Linked DNA regions of Homo sapiens: region 1 is linked to region 2. Evidence: chromatin loops called from intact Hi-C (ENCODE). Cell type or tissue: dorsolateral prefrontal cortex. All regions are shown on one strand. Links, peaks and the distances in the headings refer to the core of each region. The heading gives the core; the rest is flanking DNA. Region 1 holds the start of RNF216 (ring finger protein 216). Region 2 holds the start of MIR589 (microRNA 589).

The links. A loop is a pair of places that touch in the nucleus more often than their neighbours do. Peaks named below come from ENCODE experiments on the same cell type or tissue, not always from the same donor. Only the 100,000 strongest peaks of a DNase experiment are listed, where the experiment ranks them.
Region 1: it touches region 2 in a loop (2.4-fold over the local background); 4 of 110 quality-filtered maps call a loop at or near these places.

The regions. Positions count from the first base shown.
Region 1 is chr7:5,777,830-5,786,742 of GRCh38, reverse strand. RNF216 (ring finger protein 216) reads left to right here and starts at 5,080. Exons shown (of 17, transcript NM_207111.4): 1 at 5,080-5,202. RefSeq lists a silencer at 5,282-5,671. In dorsolateral prefrontal cortex, for the core only: CTCF peaks have their summits at 4,866 and 5,068 (motif pointing right); DNase peaks (open chromatin) are centred at 5,052 and 5,636; H3K4me3 peaks cover 2,338 bases; H3K27ac peaks cover 1,813 bases.
Region 2 is chr7:5,490,409-5,499,321 of GRCh38, reverse strand. FBXL18 (F-box and leucine rich repeat protein 18) reads left to right here. Exons shown (of 5, transcript NM_024963.6): 4 at 7,873-8,091. MIR589 (microRNA 589) reads left to right here and starts at 3,405; the gene lies at 3,405-3,503. RefSeq lists enhancers at 4,062-4,111, 4,182-4,261. In dorsolateral prefrontal cortex, for the core only: CTCF peaks have their summits at 4,331 and 4,540 (motif pointing left); DNase peaks (open chromatin) are centred at 3,491, 3,938, 4,521, 6,528 and 1 weaker place; H3K4me3 peaks cover 1,729 bases; H3K27ac peaks cover 5,723 bases.

The DNA.
Region 1 (8,913 bases), core at 603-8,602, 290 kb before region 2:
ATGGACAAATTGTGAATAATGGCGGTCCTCCACTGCTGTCAATGATTTCACAGGTCAGATGCACATTAAACTAACTGTAATCAGAAAATGCAATGAAGCCGTGCCGTGATGACTCATGGGGTGGGGGAGTTACAGCCTCGGCTCTCTGGCAGGCTCATGGGGTGAGTGCAGGTTGCACGCCTTTGGCCGTAACTGCATGGAATTACAGCCAGCACAGATGATACGGATTTTCATAGACAGAACTTCCATGCTTCTTCCCAGGAAAACAGCAAAACATCACTTGTTGACAATAGTTTAGTCTGCAGGTAGCTATCTTGCCCTTTCTGATTCTTGGTGCTGGTTAACATTAAGACAAAGAAAACAGGCCAGGTGTGGTGGCTCACACCTGTAATCCCAGCACTTTGGGAGGCCAAGGCGGGCGGATCACCTGAGGTCGGGAGTTCGAGATCAGCCTGAACAACATTGAGAAACCCTGTCTCTACTAAAAATAGAAAATTAGCCGGGAGTGGTGGCATATGCCTGTAATCCCAGCTACTCGGGAGGCCGAGGCAGGAGAATTGCTTGAAACTGGGAGGCAGAGGTTGCAGTGAGCCAAGATCACACCATTGCACTCCAGCCTGGGAAACAAGAGCAAAACTCCTTTCAAACAAACAAACAAACAGACAAAAATAGGACAGGTGCGGTGTGGCTCAAGCCTATAATCTCAGCACTTTGGGAGGCCGAGGCAGGAGGATCACTTGAGGCCAGGAGTTTGAGACCAGCCTGAGAAACACAGCGAGACCCCATCTATACAAAAAAATTAAAAAATTAGTCGGGCGTGGTGGCACACACCTGTAGTCCCAGCTACTCAGGAGGCAGGGGTGGGAGGGTCACTTGAGCCTGGGAGGTCAAGGCTGCAGTGAACTATGATTGACTGAGTCACTGCACTCTAGCCTCGGTGACAGAGTGAGACCCCCAACCCCACCCCACCCCCCTCCAAAAAAAAACAGGGCCGGGCACAGTGGCTCACGCCTGTGATGCCAACACTTTGGAAGGCCGAAGCAGGCAGATCACCTGAGGTCAGGAGTTCAAGACTAGCTTGGCCAACGTGGTGAAACCCTGCCTCTACTGAAAATACAAAAATTAGGCGGATGTGGTGGCGGGCACCTGTAATCTCAGCTACTTGGGCTGAGACTCGAGAATCACTTGAATCCGGGAGGCAGAGTTTGCAGTGAGCCAAGATCATGCCATTGCACTCCAGCATGAGCGACAAGAGTGAAACTCCGTCTCCAAAAAAAAAAAAAAAAAAAAAAGGCCAGAGGCTTCAAAAGTAACCAGAATGATTCCAGTTCAAAAGTAACCAGAATGATTCCAGTTCAAAAGTAACCAGAATGATTCCAGACAACCTAGAAGGAGGGAGTAGCTTCCTCTCGCCCTCACTGGGAAAAATGCAGAGATATGATAGTTGTCTTTATGACTCCGAAAATGCTTAAGACAAGAAGAGCATGTAAACAAATAACTCCTATGAGAGCTTCTCAATTCACACATGATCCCATTTCATCCTTGCAAGAACACCGGGCAATAGATAATATCTTAAAATTCCCATTTTACAAATAAAAAATTCCCCGCCAGACATGGCAGTTCACATCTGCCATCCCACCACTTTAGGAGGGCAAGATGGAAGGATCACTTAGAGCCAGGAGTTCGAGACCACCCTGGGCAACAAAGCGAGACTCTGTTTCTATAATTTTTTTTTTTTTTTGAGGCGAAGTCTTGCTGTGTTACCTAGGCTGGGGTGCAGTGGCGCAACCTCGGCTCACTGCAACCTCTGCCTCCTGGGTTAAAGTGATTCTCCTGCCTCAGCCTCCTGTGTAGCTGGGACTAGAGGCATGTGTCACCACACCTGGCTATCTATTAATGTTTTTTTAAATTAAACTTCAAAATAAAGGCCTGGCATGGTGGCTTACACCTGTAATCCCAGCACTTTGGGCTGAGACAGGCAGATCACCTGAGGTGAGGAGTTTGAGACCAGCATGGCCAACATGGTGAAACCCCGTCTCTACAAAAAATATTTTAAAAATTAGCCGGGTGTGATGGTGGGTGCCTGTAGTCCCAGCTACTTGGGAGACTGAGCCAGGAGAATCGCTTGAACCTGGGAGGCAGAGGTTCCAGTGAGGCAAGATCGTGCCACTGCACTCCAGCCTGGGCGATGGAAGGAGACACCGTCTCAAAAATAAATAAATAAAGACAAAAATAAAGTCTCTCTTCTCATTGCCATCACGTCTGAGTCAGAGTCTCCAAAAAGCCTGAACAAATAAAAAATTCCAGACTCAGGCCAGGTGCGGTGGCTCATGCCTGTAATTCCAGCACTTTGGGAGGCCAAGGCGGGTGGATCACGAGGTCAGGAGATCGAGACCATCCTGGCTAACACGGCGAAACCCCATCTCTACTAAAAATACAAAAAAAAATTAGCCCTTGGTGGCGGGCGCCTGTAGTCCCAGCTACTCGGGAGGCTGAGGCAGGAGAACGGCGTGAGCCCAGGAGGCGGAGCTTGCAGTGAACCAAGATCGCGCCACCGCACTCCAGACTGGGTGGCACAGCAAGACTTCATCTCAAAAAAAAAAAAAAAAAAAGCTAGACTCAGAGAGGTTACTCGATCGCACCTGCCTTGGGTGTGACACCAACCACAGAGGGGTTCAGTGGTCCGGAAAGAACCTTGCACTCCTGCTAAGATCACCAAGCTCTCCTTCCAATACTGCTTTCTTCCAACATCTCAAAGGGCTTATGAGGACCATCCTAAGAAGAAGGCTGTAACTGACAGCGATTATCCACCTCCCCCAAGAGGACCAGCATGGAGGATAAGCTCATCAAGGCCAATGCCTTTGTTTTACCTTCCAGGTGATTCCAGGATCTCATCTCAGGTAAGTATCTATCTTAAACTCTCTCTCCTGTTCACCCTCTAATGTCTCCCATGCACTGCACCCTCTAACTCAGGGCCTGACATCTGTAAGATCCCTAGATCCTCGTCCTGTTCTGTAAGCAGCCCTTCAATTTCTACTTCACTGAAACATGACTATTCCCTCAGGACACTGTTCCCCAAAGCACTATGAGTAGTGGTCTTTTTCTGTCCCATGCAAGCCCCCATAAGCCACACTCTACTGTCTTAGAGAAGGAACACTCATTGCCGCATCAAGACTATTGTTCCTCTCATTTCCCTGTTTTGTTTTTGTTTGCTTCTTTTGAGACAGGCTGTTGTTCTGTCATCCAGGCTGGAGTGCAGCAGTGCAATCATAGCTCACAGCAGCCTCGGACTCCTGGGCTCAAACAATCCTCTGGCCGGGTTTAGTGGCTCGCTCCTGTAATTCCAGCACTTTGGTAGGCCGAGGTGGGTAGATTACCTGAGGTCAGGAGTTCAAGACCAGCCTGGCCAACATGGTGAAACCCTGTCTCTACTGAAAATACGAAAATTAGCCGGGCGTGGTGGCACATGCTTGTAATCCCAGCTACTCAGGAGGCTGAGGCAGGAGAATCGCTTGAGCCCAGAAGGTGGAGGTTGCAGTGAGCCAAGATCGTGCCACCGCACTCCAGCCTGGCTGACAGAGTGAGATTCTGTCCAAAAAAACAAAACAAACAAAACAAAACAAAACAAAAAAATCCTCCCACCTCAGTCTCCTGAGTAGCTGGGACTATAGGTGCGCACCACCATGCCCGGCTAATTTTTATTTTTGTAAAGATGGGGTCTTACTCTATTGCCCAGGATCGTCTCAAACTCCTGGCTTCAAGCCATCCTCCCACCTCCATTTCCCAAAATGTTCGGATTCCAGGTATAAGCCACTATGCCCAGCCCAGACTCATTTATCTAATTACTGACTTGATATCTCTACTTGAAGGTGTACTTGGCAATTTTTTTTTTTTTGAGACACAGTCTCACTCTGTTACCCAGGCTGAAGTGCAGTGGCATAATCACTGCACTACAACCTCCCCCTCCTCGGTTCAAGCAATTCTTGTGCCTCGGCCTCCCGAGTAGCTCGGATTACAGGCACGCACCACCATGCCCAGCTAATTTTTGTATTTTTAGTAGAGACGGGGTTTCACCATGGTGGCCAGGCTGGTCTCGAACTCCTGACCTCAAGTGATCTGCCTGCCTCGGCCTCCCAATGTGCTGGGATTACAGGCGTGAACCACCACGCCTGGCCAGCAATTATTTTAAGAGTTGGGGTCTTGCTATTTTGCTAAGGCTGGTCTTGAACTCCTGGCCTCAAGCGATCCTCCTGCCTTGGCCTTCCAAAGCGCGGGGATTATGGACATGAGCCACTGTGCCCAGCAGGAGCAGTATTTTAGTCAGTTATTCACTTGCTCACTAAAACCTAAACTTCCTGAGGCCAGGAACACATTTTACTTTTTTTTTTTTTCGAGATGGAGGGTTGCTCTGTTGCCCAGGCTGGAGTGCAGGGGCGCCATGTTGGCTCACTACAACCTCCGCCTCCCAGGTTCAAGTGATTTTCCCGCCTCAGCCTCCTGAGTAGCTGGGATTACAGGCATCCGCCACCATGCCTGGCTAATTTTTTTATTTTTGGTAGAGACGGGTTTCACCATGTTGGCCAGGCTGGTCTCCAACGTCTGACCTCAAGTGATCCACCCGCCTTGGCCTCCCAAAGTGCTGGGATTACAGGCGTGAGCCACTGTGCCCAGCCATGGGACCCACTTTACTCTTAATTTCCCCAATTCCTAGAACAGTGTGTGGCCCACAGGAAATCCGCAGAATATATTTGCAGAATGAATGAATGACTTGCCAAACGAATTAGGGCAAATCAGTAGATATCGAGTAAACATCCACAACCACCTGCCCCATACCCTTTTCAGCTCTGGGGAGATGGTGGCTCCTTGTGGGGTCGGATATGGGGGTCTCCTTTCCTTTCACCCTCCTGCCTCGTGGGGGAGTCAAGTCTCCGCAGGCGGAGAGCCCGGATGCAGGCGCGACTAGGCGGCCCTCTCTATGGTGAGCCCCCCGGTCCCTCCTCCGCAGTACCCGGAGTGCCTCTATGGTTCTTCCTGTCCTTAGTCGGGAGGGGGCGCTGTGCGCAGGCGCGAGGTGACGCCGCGGCAGGGCCGGAAGGAGTGCAGCGGCTGCCACGGAGCTCGCAGCTGCGGCTTCTGAGGAGTAAGCGGCGCGGTAGCGAAGGCCGCCGAACCTGCCTGGCTAGCCGGCGACTTGAGTGACGAGTGAGTGTCGGCTGCGGGGCGCGCTCGAGCTCCTGGGCGGGTCTGTGAGGCGACGCGGCCTCTCTGAGGGGCGCCTCTGTGGAGCTCCGGGGGTGGGGGCGGGGGCGCGGGCCGTGAGGGCCGCCGAGCTGAGGGGCGCGGGCCGAGGCCCGGGCGGGATCGGGCCAAGGGGCTGGGCTGGGCGTCTCGAGCCCGGTGCGGTGGCGAGGCTGGAGCGACAAAGGCGCTGAGCGGCCGGGTGGCCCCCTCTCGCCACTTCGCGAAGTTTCGCGGGCCGGCCCCTCGGGTCTGCTGCGCGAGGGCAACAGCCCGGGAGACCGCGCTTCCCTCCCCCGGGCCCGAGGCCGCCGCGGAGGCGGTGTCCGTGCACCCGAGCGCGGCCTGGAGGAGCGGCGGGAGGCGGGCCGTGCCTGTGAACCCCAGCCCAGGCGGGCGGCGTTTTTCCTCCTCTTCCCTCACATCTGGAGCGCGTGTTCCGCGAAAGTTGGCGACTGTCACCCGGCACTCGCGAGGGCGCCGCAAGTGCGTCAAACCCTTCTGCGGGGCGCTGGGGGCTGGCCCGGCTCGGGTGTCCGGGCGCTGGGCAGCGAGCGAGGCCGCTGTCCCCGCGTCGAGGTGGTTCTGCTCCCGGTGGAACAGGACCAGGGATCCAAGACTCTGGGCCACTTGCAACCAACCCTGGAGCGTGCGCGGCGTGCGGGTTACAGAAATTTCTGACAAATCCGACAGGGCTCTGTAAATCCCTAAGGGCCTGGGTAGCAGCTGTCCTAGGTACTTAGATCGTGCAAAGAGAACGTTCTTTTTTCTTTTACTTTTTTTTTTTTCTCCTTTTCTTTGAGACGGAGTCTTGCTCTGTTGCCCAGGCTGGAGTGCAGTGGCGCGATCCCGGCTCACTGCAAGCTCTGCCTCCCGGATTCAAGCGATTTTCCTGCCTCAGCCTCACAGGGATTGCCTCAGCTGGGATTACAGGCATTTGCCACCACGTCCAGCTAATTTTTGTATTTTTAGTAGAGACGGGATTTCTCCGTGTTGGCCAGGCTGGTCTCTAACGTCTGACCTCAGGTGATCCCTCCGCCTCGGCCTCCCAAAGTGCTACAGTCTTTTCAAAAGACGTTTCAGATATGTTCTCCGGGACCCTCGGGCCCTTCAGTAAGAAGCGCCCTGGCTGAAAACCCACACGTTCACCTACAGAAGAAGCACTGTGACGTAGAGGGTGAGCAGAGCAGAGGGCCTCACAGTGGCCCTCACATGCACCTGGCTCCAGCCTGGCCAGGTCATTTTGCCCTGGTGGGCCTGTGCCTCAAAAATGGGGTTTCTTCCCTTGTGAGGAAGACCCATGAATTAGTAACGGAATTGCCAGGAATGCTAAAAACTATCTAAATGCCATGTATTGTTTTCAAGCTGTTACTCCTGGAAGGGGCTGGGTTGGCATTGTTTTAGAGGTTAGGAGCCAAACATCAGCTCATCTATTCTCCAGCTGTTGTTTGTCCTCCATCTTCCTGCAATAGTCAGGCACAGGGTCTTATAAAAATGGGTTTGTGCTGCTGTATGTTTCGGTGGGTACCTTTGTTTACTGAATGGGATGTAGGTGGGGGACCAGAGCATATCCGCGTCCCTCGGAAACAGTGGCGTTTTAGATGTAGTATGTCCCGTCAGCTCCTCTCTGCCCCACCCACCCCAGCCCATTCATTGAGCATTTTTTTTTTTTTTTTGAGGCGGAGTCTGGCTGTATTTCCCAGGCTAAAGTGCAGTGGTGCCATCTCTGCCCACTGCACCCTCCGCCTGCCAGCTTCAAGTAATTCTCCTGCCTCAGCCTCCCGAGTAGCTGGAATTACAGGCGCGCACCACCACGCTCGGCTAACTTTTTTTTTTTTTTTTTTTTTTAAGAGACGGAGTCTAGCTGTGCTGCCCAACTCCTGGGTTTAAGTGACCCTCAGCCTCCCAAAGCACAAGAATTACAGGCTTTAGCCACCGTGCTCTGCCAGAACATTCTTTACGCGCTGAGAAGGGAGAGAAGCGGGAAGATTCTATGAAACATCTCAATTTAGTCGGCTTGCTTTAAGGAAGAAGGCTAATACATGGCCTGGCTTTGCCTTGGTTTTGTATTTCATAATTTATTGCGCCTGGGGTGTGGGGAGTAGTGGTGGATTTGAGGAAATGCCTGGAGAGTCTGGGCCAGATTTTGGACCCCCTGGCAAACCTCATTCGAGGCTTTAGATTTTTACCCTGATTAGAGCAGCAGCAGCTAATAAAAGAGAACTCCTGAAGCCCCTGTGGAGAAATCTGATAAAGAAGGGTTAGGTGTGAGTGAGGCAGATCGAAAGTTGATGAATAGGATAGTTGAGAGAGCTGGTATTTGCTGATTCTACTACCAGCTACTATTTAATGTGTTTACAAAATTCTAGGCATTGCTATATTCTAGCTCTTTAGAGACATAATTCATTCTCATACCTGATATCATTATATTTGCATTATTGTTAAAGATAATAGAACATAGTTGGGAATGGTGTGGCTCACGCCCGTAATCCCAGCACTTTGGGAGGCCGAGGCGGGCAGATCACCTAAGGTCAGGAGTTCGAGACCAGCCTGGCCAACATGGTGAAACCCCGTCTCTACTAAAAATACAAAAATTAGCCAGGTGTGATGGCGTGCGCCTGTAATCCCAGCTACTGGGGAGGCTGAGGCAGGAGAATCACATGAACTCGGGAGGCGGAGGTTGCAGTGATCCGAGATTGTGCCACTGCACTCCAGCCTGGGTGACAGAGCGAGACTCCGTCTCAAAAATAATAATAATTTTAAAAAAAGAAACTGAGGTGCTGAAAAATATCTAGTCCCAAAACTTGTAAGGGTCAGCGTGGAACTTGAACTCAGTTTGGACCCAGAGTTCATGCCACTAATTATCCTTCTATAATTAGTGAGTGCTATTTATTCTGAAAGTACATCTACTATTGAAGATCATCTACTGTGCCATCCGATATGCTATGTCCTGGGGCTTTGGGATCAAGTGACACTTTGGTTCTGCCTTCTTGGAACTTAAGTTTTAGCAGAGGAGACCAAAATTACACATAGTTTCCTAAATAAGTATATTAAAGTATTGTTGGAAGTACTTTGAAGAAATGAGGTACGTTGTGTGATTGAACCAGGGAGGAACATCTAGGGGATAATCAGGAACAATTTTTCTCTGAGGAGAAAGCAAAGAACCGAACAATGAATAGAGTTAATTTGGTCCAAGAGGCAGTGAAGAAGAGTAGTTTAGCTGGGGAAGAGCCTGCAGTGGAAGGAAGGAGCAAGTCATGGAACTGAACCATTGTTACTACTGAATGGTGAATGCGGGGGGAAAAGGTATGAGGTAAGGCCCGCTATGTCAGCAAGGTCAGGTGATGGTAGCGTTTTGTAGGCCATGGTAAGGATTTCGGTTTCACCATGGTGAGATTTGTGGTTTAAAAGAAATAACTCAAATGCCGTATGAAAACATGTCAAGGGATGGAGCCTGCAAGGCAGTACTTGGGCTAGAAGCAGAAGCATGTCCTTTGGTCACAGAAGATTCAGTTCTAAAAAGATCGTTGAAAACGTTGATTTTACCCTCCACACATGAGGATGTACTTACTTATCTGTCCTAGTTTCTAAACTAATTTTCATTGGACAGTTGAAGAAAATCTTGATGTTTTATGTTAAATTGTTTAGCCCGCCCACTGAAGATTTTGAGTTTAA
Region 2 (8,913 bases), core at 761-8,760:
GCACAATGGGAGGTGGGAGGGAGTAGGGAAGATGGGGCAGACAAGGAAGGTGGGCAACAGTGCCGAGGGGTTTCACCCGGGAGAGGGAGCAGCCTCCCTGGGCATCCCAGATGGACTTCAGGGCACAGGATGGAGGAGACAGGAGAGGTCGGCTCAGGAGGGGGACCACAGACTCCTGGGAGGTGATGGTCCTTGGGACTAGGAGCAGGACCCATCCCAGAGCGGGGAGGAGGTGGAACAACAGGCCTGGGAGAGCTCCACACCAGACAGTGTCCAGGGCCCATGGCATTTCCAGAGCCAAGCACAACATGAATTTATGCTGAATTGTGCTGTGGAGTGAACGGTGTTCTTGTCCGTTCCTAGTATTTAAGGAATAAGAATTCGTTAACTTGAGATGAATTTGAAAATCTTGGCCAATAAATCTGATCTTGAAAAATTACCCAAAATGGGTTTGGGCATGGTGGCTCACTCCTGTAATCCCAGCAGTTTGGGAGGCCAAGGTGTGCGGATCATCTAAGGTCAGGAGTTGGAAACCAGTCTGGCCAACATGGTAAAACTCTGTTTCTACCAAAAACATACAGAAATTAGCGGGGCGTGGGAGCAGGCACCTGTAGTCCCAGCTACTCAGGAGGCTGAGGCAGGAGAATTGCTCTTTACCCGGGAGGCAGAGGTTGCAGTGAGCCAGATCACACCACTGCACTCCAGCCTGGGTGACAGAGTGAGACTCTCAAAAAGAAAAGCAAAGAAAAGAAAAATTACCCCAAATGGGCCGGGCGTGGCGGCTCACGCCTGTAATCCCAGCACTTTGCCAGGGAGGCCAGAACACGCGAAGAGCCCTGAATAGGTGGGGTCTGTACCTGGAGTTGACTGAGCGTGTGAAGCCCCCTGGCCTTTGTCCATGTGGCGAGCCTTTAAAGTAAAAATCAAAATGGCCTCGGCCGGGCGCCGTGGCTCACGCCTGTAATCCCAGCACTTTGGGAGGCCGAGGCGGGTGGATCATAAGGTCAGGAGATCGAGACCATCCTGGCTAACACGGTGAAACCCGTCTCTACTAAAAATACAAAAAATTAGCTGGGCGTGGTGGTGGGCGCCTGTAGTCCCAGCTGCTTAGGAGGCTGAGGCAGGAGAATGGCATGAACCCGGGAGGCGGATCTTGCAGTGAGCCGAGATCGCGCCACTGGCCGCTGCACTCCAGCATGGGTGACAGAGTGAGACTCGGTCTCAAAAAAAAAAAAAAAAAAGTAAAAAGAAAAAAGAAAAAAAATTACCCAAAAGGTAGTGAAGGCCTTGAGCCTCAGTACTACCAGGGACTGGGTGGGGGAGAAAGTGGAGGCAGGGCTTAGATGAGTGAGCTGGTGTCTCTGTGAGTCCTTAGCTGGTGGGGTGGGTTGCGGGTACATGAAGTCATGCTCCAGCCTAAGGGGCACGTGGGCACGTGTCATTGTCCCCAGAATAGTTAGCATTCACCTTGTGCCTTTGCTGAGAGCCATGCACTGAGCCCATCCTCCCTGCCATAATCTGCTGCGATTGCAGCCTTGATCATTCCCATTTCCCAGATGAGGCTGTGGGAGCTCAGGGGGAGCTGAGTCTCTCGCAAACACCGGTGCTTGACCTTGGCCCTGGAGCCATGCAGAGTAGAGATAAGGGCGCCCCTTGTAAATCTCCCCTCTCCCGCAGAAGGCATGGCAGGAAGTGGCCGGGTCTGCTCGGGAGCAGCCGAGCTGGAGGCTCACACCCTGGAGTCCCCCGGCCATGCAGCCAGCTTGGCGCCACCCTCCCTCTCGACCTCCTCCCACTGCAGACCTGTTAGTGTTGGGTTGAGAAGCGCAGGATCAAACCCAGGACTTTCAAATGGCAGAGCAGATTGCTAGAAGCCTCTGTATTTCCTGTCTGGTGGAGTCACCAGGCCCTGGATCGGCCGCTTTGATTCTCAGCTCGAGCCACTGCGAGGCTCCGTGCGTGGGGAGCGGGGTGGTTATTCATGCTCTGACCCAGGCATCCTGGAGAACCAGGACGGGCGACTGCTTTGAGAACCAGACGGGCGACTTTTCAGAATCTCCCTGCTTTAGAAATTTGACGCAAAATGCATGTAAAATTTGGGCTTTCCCACTTTTTTTTTTTAAAAATGGTCTCATTCTGTCTCCCAGACCGGAGTGCAGTGGCATGATCACAGCTCACTGCAGCCTCGACCTTCTCTGGCTCAGGTGATCCTCCCACCTCAGCCTCCCGAGTAGCTGGGACTATAGGCACATGCGACCATGCCCGGCTAGTTTTTTTTTTTTTTTTTTTTTGAGACAGAGTCTCACTCTGTCACCCAGGCTTGAGTACAATGGCATGATCTCAGCTCACTGCAACCTCTGCCTCCTGGATTCAAGCGATTCTCCTGTCTCAGCCTCCAGAGTAGCTGGGATTACAGGTGCCCACCACCATACTCGGCTAATTTTTTTTTTGTATTTTTAGTAGAGACGGGGTTTCACCATGTTGGCCAGGCTGGTCTCGAACTCCTGACCTCAGGTGATCCGCCCACCTCGGCCTCCCAAAGTGGTGGGATTACAGGCGTAAGCCACTGTGCCCGGCCGCCTGGCTAGTTTTTTGTATTTTTTGTAGAGACGGGGTCTTGCTGTGTTGCCCGGGCTGGTCTTGAACTCCTGGGCTCAAGTGATCCTCTTGCCTGGGCCGCCCAAAGGGCTGGGATCACAGGTGTGAGCCACTGTGCCCGGTCCGGAGAGTCTGTTAAGTGTGGCCTCCTAGTTGATGGGCCTAAGCCAAGCCCTGAGTCCAGGCTGAGGTCTGGCCTGGGAGAGTTGCTTTGGCGTCCTCAGCTCATAGGTGGCCTTTAGCCACCTATGGATCCAGGTGAGCCCACGGATTGGGCTGGGGCACACGTGACAAGGATTGGCCAGGAAGAGGAAGAAGAATGTGGAAGGGAGACCGAGCAGAGGCTGTCAGCAAGGGAGGCACTGGCCGGAGGGAGGGGGTGTTCCGGAAGCAAGAGGCAGAGGTGACGGCAGCCACCGCGGGTGGAGGGGACCTTTGGGCTCATGTGACCTCTGCCAGGTGCTTTTCATGGGTGTACAGGTCTTGACCCCTTTGATATTCTCAACAACCTCTGAGTGTCGACACAGTTGTACCCACTTAATGGATGAAGAAAGTAAGGCCCAGAGAGTGCATGAACTTGCCTAGGTCACATGGCTGCTTGTCTCCGGCCTCCCGAGGTCAGCGTGATTTCATGGTCCCCGATGGCCTCCGGAGTCTGGGACGGAATCCCCGTGGCCAAGGGCCTTCCTCAGGAGCAGGGCCATGGAGAAGGCGCGGAGAGGCCTGCGGGTTCTGTGGGTTTTGTGGGTTTTGTGGGCCAGCCTGAGAGACCGACCCTGCTCATAATGCCATCTCTGTGGACAAACTCCAGCCTGTGCCCAGCAGCCCCTGAGAACCACGTCTGCTCTGAGCTGGGTACTGCCTGTTCAGAACAAATGCCGGTTCCCAGACGCTGCCAGCTGGCCCCGTTCCTCTGGATTCCTGCCTTCTGCGGCAAGGGAGCCCGGACGCTGCAGTGGAAGGAGCAGGTGGCACTCGCTTGCCCGTGGGCAGGAGCTGTGCAGAGGAAACGGCGCTGGGATCCCTGGAGGCTGGCACGATGCTCCGAGGCCGCATCCTGGGGCGGCCGGAGTCTCTTTGGTGGCAGAGCTTGGAATCCCACGCCAGCCACCTGCTGCCACTGGCAGCCCCCACACCGTGACCCCCAGCTTTGTGCTTGCTGGGGCTCCTGGCAGGGAGGGGGTGGTGCAGGAAGGAGTCGCTCTGGCTGGGACTTGGACACACCTCAGTAGTAAGGGGATTACAAATTGGGCAGAAAAGACACCTTCTTTCCCTAGACCAGCTAAGCCCTGCTTGCGGTGGAGGGCGGGGGAGCGTGTCACCCTGAGTCACCCGGGCTGCTGTGAGCGTGACCAGGGCAGCGTCTGGGCAGAAGCGGGCCATCCTTTTCAGAGCCAGGCCCCGGAGCCACCCTAGGGACACCTCGGAGGCCTGGGTGCTGCTCTCACGGCCCGTGCAGTGGGTGGCCAGATGGGAGCCCCCGCACTGTGAGCTCAGCACCTTTCATGCCCACAGAGTCACCAGGAGACCCAGGTGCCCCCTCAGGGAGCAGAATGGGGAGGCTGGATCCTCACTCAAAGGTGAGGCCCGGCGCAGTGGGAGCCTTTTCCTCGTCCCCATCCTCCCTGCAGACGCTGCCGGTCACTCGAGTCAGGTCAGCTCTGCCACCGTCCTGGGTGCCGTGCCCCAGGCGGCGTGCTGTGGGAGCCTAGGAAGCTTTAGACGTGCCAGGCCCGCTGCCTGACCAGTCACTCCCGTGGGCCTGCCACATCCTGAACACCTGTGACAGGTGACTTCCTCCGGGGCGGAAGAATGTGGATGTGGTTATCTCGTGGAAAAAAGGTTTTTTTTCCACGCTCTGCAGACTTGGTTTTTAACCCCAGAGGCTCGGGGCGATCTGGGGCGGGTAGCACGGAGCCGCATCGCCACCTAGTGACCACACGACGGCACCGTCCTTGCCCAACGCCCCGTTTCCATCTCCTGCTGTCTGGAGCCTCCTGCTTTTGCTTTGGAGAGAAATCCAGAGGTGACTTTGCAGCTCAGCAGGTGCGGCGCCTGCACCGTCTTTTTTACCCCTTCCCGTTTCCCACCTTCCGGTCTGCAAAGGGTTGTTTACTTTAGGATTTTTTTAGGGAGAGGTGGTATTTAAAATATACGTAATGAAAACATTTTATTACTATCTTTAAATAAAAACAATCTGAATAGCTTAACAAAACAAATATAGAAAAATAAAGACAATTTGGATGTTTTATTTTATTATTTATTTAATTTTATTTATTTATTTTTTTGTGTGAGACAGAGTCTCGCTCTGTCACCTAGGCTGGAGTGCAGTGGTGTGATCTCAGCTCACTGCATCCTCTGCCTCCAAGCAATTCTCCTGCCTTCGCCTCCCCAGTAGCTGGGATAATGGGCATGCCCCGCCACGCCCAGCTAATTTTTTTTTTTTTTTTTGAGATGGAGTTTCACTCTTGTTGCCCAGGCTGGAGTGCAATGGTGCCATCTTGGCTCACCGCAACCTCTGCCTCCCAGGTAGAAACGATTTTCCTGCCTCAGCCTCCCGAGTAGCTGGGATTACAGGTGTGTGCCACCACGACCAGCTAATTTTGTATTTTTAGTAGAGATGGGGTTTTTCCATGTTGGTCAGGCTGGTCTCAAACTCCCGATTTCAGGTGATCTGCCCTCTTCGGCCTCCCAAAGTGCTGGGATTACAGGCATGAGCCACCGTGCCCGGCCTGCCTGGCTAATTTTTGTATTTTTAGTAGTGACAGGGTTTTGCCATGTTGGCCAGTGTCGAACTCCTGACCTCAGGTGATCCGCCTGCCTCAGCCTCCCAAGGTGCTGGGATTATAGACGTGAGCCACCGCACCTGGCTGAGAATTTCTGCTTAAATCAATTAAAAGAAAATTAACTACCAGGCATGGTGGCTCACGCCTATAATCCTAGCACTTTGGGAGGCTGAGGCAGGAGGATTGCTTGAGCTCAGGAGTTGGAGACCAGCCTGGGCAACATAGTGAGACCCCTGTCTCCACACACACACACGCACGCACGCACGCACGCACACACACACAAAAGTAAATAACCAGTCTCTCATGAGCCACACTTCCTTTATTCTTTTAAAAAAAAAATTTTGGCCAGGTGCAGTGGCCCACGCCTGTAATCCCAGCACTTTGGGAGGCTGAGGCGGGTGGAGCAAGTGGTCAGGAGATTGAGACCATCCTGGCTAACACGGTGAAACCCCATCTCTACTAAAAATACAAAAAATTAGCTGGGTGCGGTGGCAGGCGCCTGTAGTCCCAGCTACTCGGGAGGCTGAGGCAGGAGAATGGCGTGAACCCGGGAGCTTGCAATGAGCTGAGATCACGCCACTGCACTCCAGCCTGGGCAACAGATCGAGACTGTCTTGCTCTGTCATCCAGCTTGGAGTGCAGTGGCACGATCCTAGCTCACTGCAGCCTCGAAGTCCTGGGCTCAAGCGATCCTCCCACCTCAGCTTCCCGAGTAGCTGGGAGTACAGGTGCGTGCCACCATGGCTGGATAATTTTTGTACTTTTTGTAGAGCTGGGCTCTCACTATGTCGCCCAGGCTCTTCTCAAACTCCTGGGCTCAAGTGATCCTCCTGCCTTGGCCTCCTGAAGGGCTGGGATTATAAGTGTGAGCCACCATGCCCGCCGTGACTTGGTCTTTTTGTGTCACCTACCAGGGAAGAATCTCCATGCCTGTGGCGCCTTCTGCTGTGGCTGCCCTCAGCATCTGTGCTAGGATCCTGGGGCTGCCAGGACAATTGATCACAAACTGAGTGGCTTCATGCAACAGGCATTTATTGTCTCACGATTCTGGAGCCCAGAGGCCCCAAATCAGGCTATGGGCAGGGATGGTTCATTCCTTCTGAGGATGGTGAGGAGGAACTCGGGCGCCTGCCAGCCACGCCTGGCACTGCTTGGCTGGTGGACACGTGGCCCCAGTCTCTGCCTCTGTTGTGACCTGGCCGCCTTCTGTCTGTGTCTGGGTATCTCTGTGCCTTCACCTGGCCTTATAAGGAACCAGTCATTAGATTTAGAGTCCCCATCATGCAGGATGCATCCTCCTCTTAACTCCCTTGCATCCGCAACAAACCTGCCTCCAAATAAGGCCACACCCTCAGGTCCCAAGGTGAGGACTCCTGCATAGTGTGTGTGTGGGGGGGCGTCGCAGCTCAGTCCACACTAGCCCCTCCCCATTCGCCTCAGCCCGTCCCTCCAGCGGCTCCTCCCCCCACCCCGGGAGTTCCTGGCAGCCCCTGAAGTCACGTGAGTTCCCCTCCAGCCTCTCTGCTCCCTCTTGATTCTTATCTCAGGGGCTCGCTGCACCCCACAACCTGCCACAGTCCAGGTCTTGCCCAGTCCCACAGCCTGGTTCTCCAAGGGCCCCCCGGGCCTGTCCTCAGCAGCGCCACATCCCCACATCTGCCACTGTACTTCGAGACATGGCCTGTCCTTCTGCTTTCTGTCTGCATGGACAGACTCCCCAGGAAGGATCTAGAATGTCGTCCCCTACTTCCCTTTCCCAAGTCCTCCCCTTTCCCCTGGGTTCTCCCGTCTTGGTCTCTGTCACTGTAGCCTTGGTGCGGACTTGGGCCTCCCCCCTGCCCTGGCTGCCAACCTCTTAGCTTGGCCCCACTCCCCTCGGCCTCCTCCTTTGGCCCTGCAGCCATCCAGCGCTGTCCTCCCATCTGTCGTGGCTGAAGTGGCCCCCATCTGGCTGAAGTTCCTGCCCACCTTACCCCCTGCCTCCCAGATTCTCGCCCTCTCCCTCCCCCACACCAGCCTCCCGGATTACCGCCCTCTCTCATGGTGTTCAGTCCTTATCTGCCTCCCTGTCCAGCTGAGCTTCCCAAGGGCAGGGGCCATGTGTGGGGTCCTCTTTGCATCCGCTGCCCAGCACACCAGCGTTTGAGGAAGATAGGGTGCCTGGGGGTCATTGGGGTGCACCAGGCAGGCTGCGGACACAGATGCTGATGGCCTCGGCTGGTGACTTGAAGCCGGGCTCTGTAGACACTGGCTGGCTGCTTGCATCAGGCCCACCGGGTCGCCTCCAAATCAGATCTCCAAGGGGGACCCTGGGGGCCTGAGTCGGCACCCAGTACTCCAAGGGATAGTGGTATTGGTGGGAGGTGGCGGGAACAGCTGGGCTGGGCCCCAGGCCAGGAAGCTTCCACTGGCAGCACCTCCAGACGCCCAGCTGGCCTGGCCTGCGAGCCCCTCCCTCGGACCTCACAGCTGCCCTCTCTCCCCGCAGGCTGGAGCAGCCCTACTTCAGCGCCAACGCCCAGTTCTTCCAGGCGCTGAGCCAGTGCCCCTCGCTGCAGCGCCTGTGCCTGGTCTCTCGCAGCGGCACCCTCCAGCCCGATGCCGTGCTGGCCTTCATGGCTCGCTGCCTGCAGGTTGTCATGTGCCACCTGTTCACCGGGGAGTCCCTCGCCACCTGCAAGAGCCTGCAGCAGTCGCTTCTCCGCAGGTGAGTGATGTGGGTTGCGTACAGCTTCAGGGGCCGCAGAAATCACCAGCATCCCGTGACCTGGTCCCCAGCCTTCACCGAGTGCCTACCAGTGGTTTCTTGGAATTGACGAGCACCAGGCAGTGACAGGGTGAAAGCAAGGGGTTTGGTCTCCCACGGCCCAGCCTCTGCTCCTTGAGCATTCCCTAGCCACATGGTAAATTTTCTAGATAGTTCAAGCTCTCCTCTCCCACAAGTACAAAAGTCTTCTTCTTATTATTATTATTACTTTTGAGACGGAGTCTCACTGTGTTGCCCAGGCTGGAGTGTAGTGGCGAAATCTCGGCTCACTGCGACCTTCGCCTTCCGGGTTCAAGCGATTCTCCTGCCTTGGCTTCCTGAGTAGCTGGGATTACAGGCCTGCGCCACCAGCATGTATTTTGTATTTTAGTAAAGATAGGGTTTCACCATGTTGGTCAGGCTGGTCTCGAACTCCCGACCTCAGGTGATCCGCCTGCCTCGGCCTCCCAAAGTGCTGGGATTACAGGCATGAGCCACCGCACCCAGCCTGCAACCATCTTTAACTCTGGATTTTTCACATCTCTGCCCGTTGTTTGGATCTAGAAGCAGTGCTTACTTGGGCAGTTGTGGGTAAAGGCGGTAGATTGAACAGAGAACCTTTCCTTCTCCCTCTCCCTCGCCACCTGCTGTCAGGCCCTTTCTGGAAGGCCCACATAGTCTGGCCCCTCTTCCCTTAGCTAGCTAGCATCTCCGCTTCCCCTCGTGACAGGGCATCCTGGAGTTTGATGCTCTGCTGCTGCGCAGGAAGTCAGGTGAGCACCT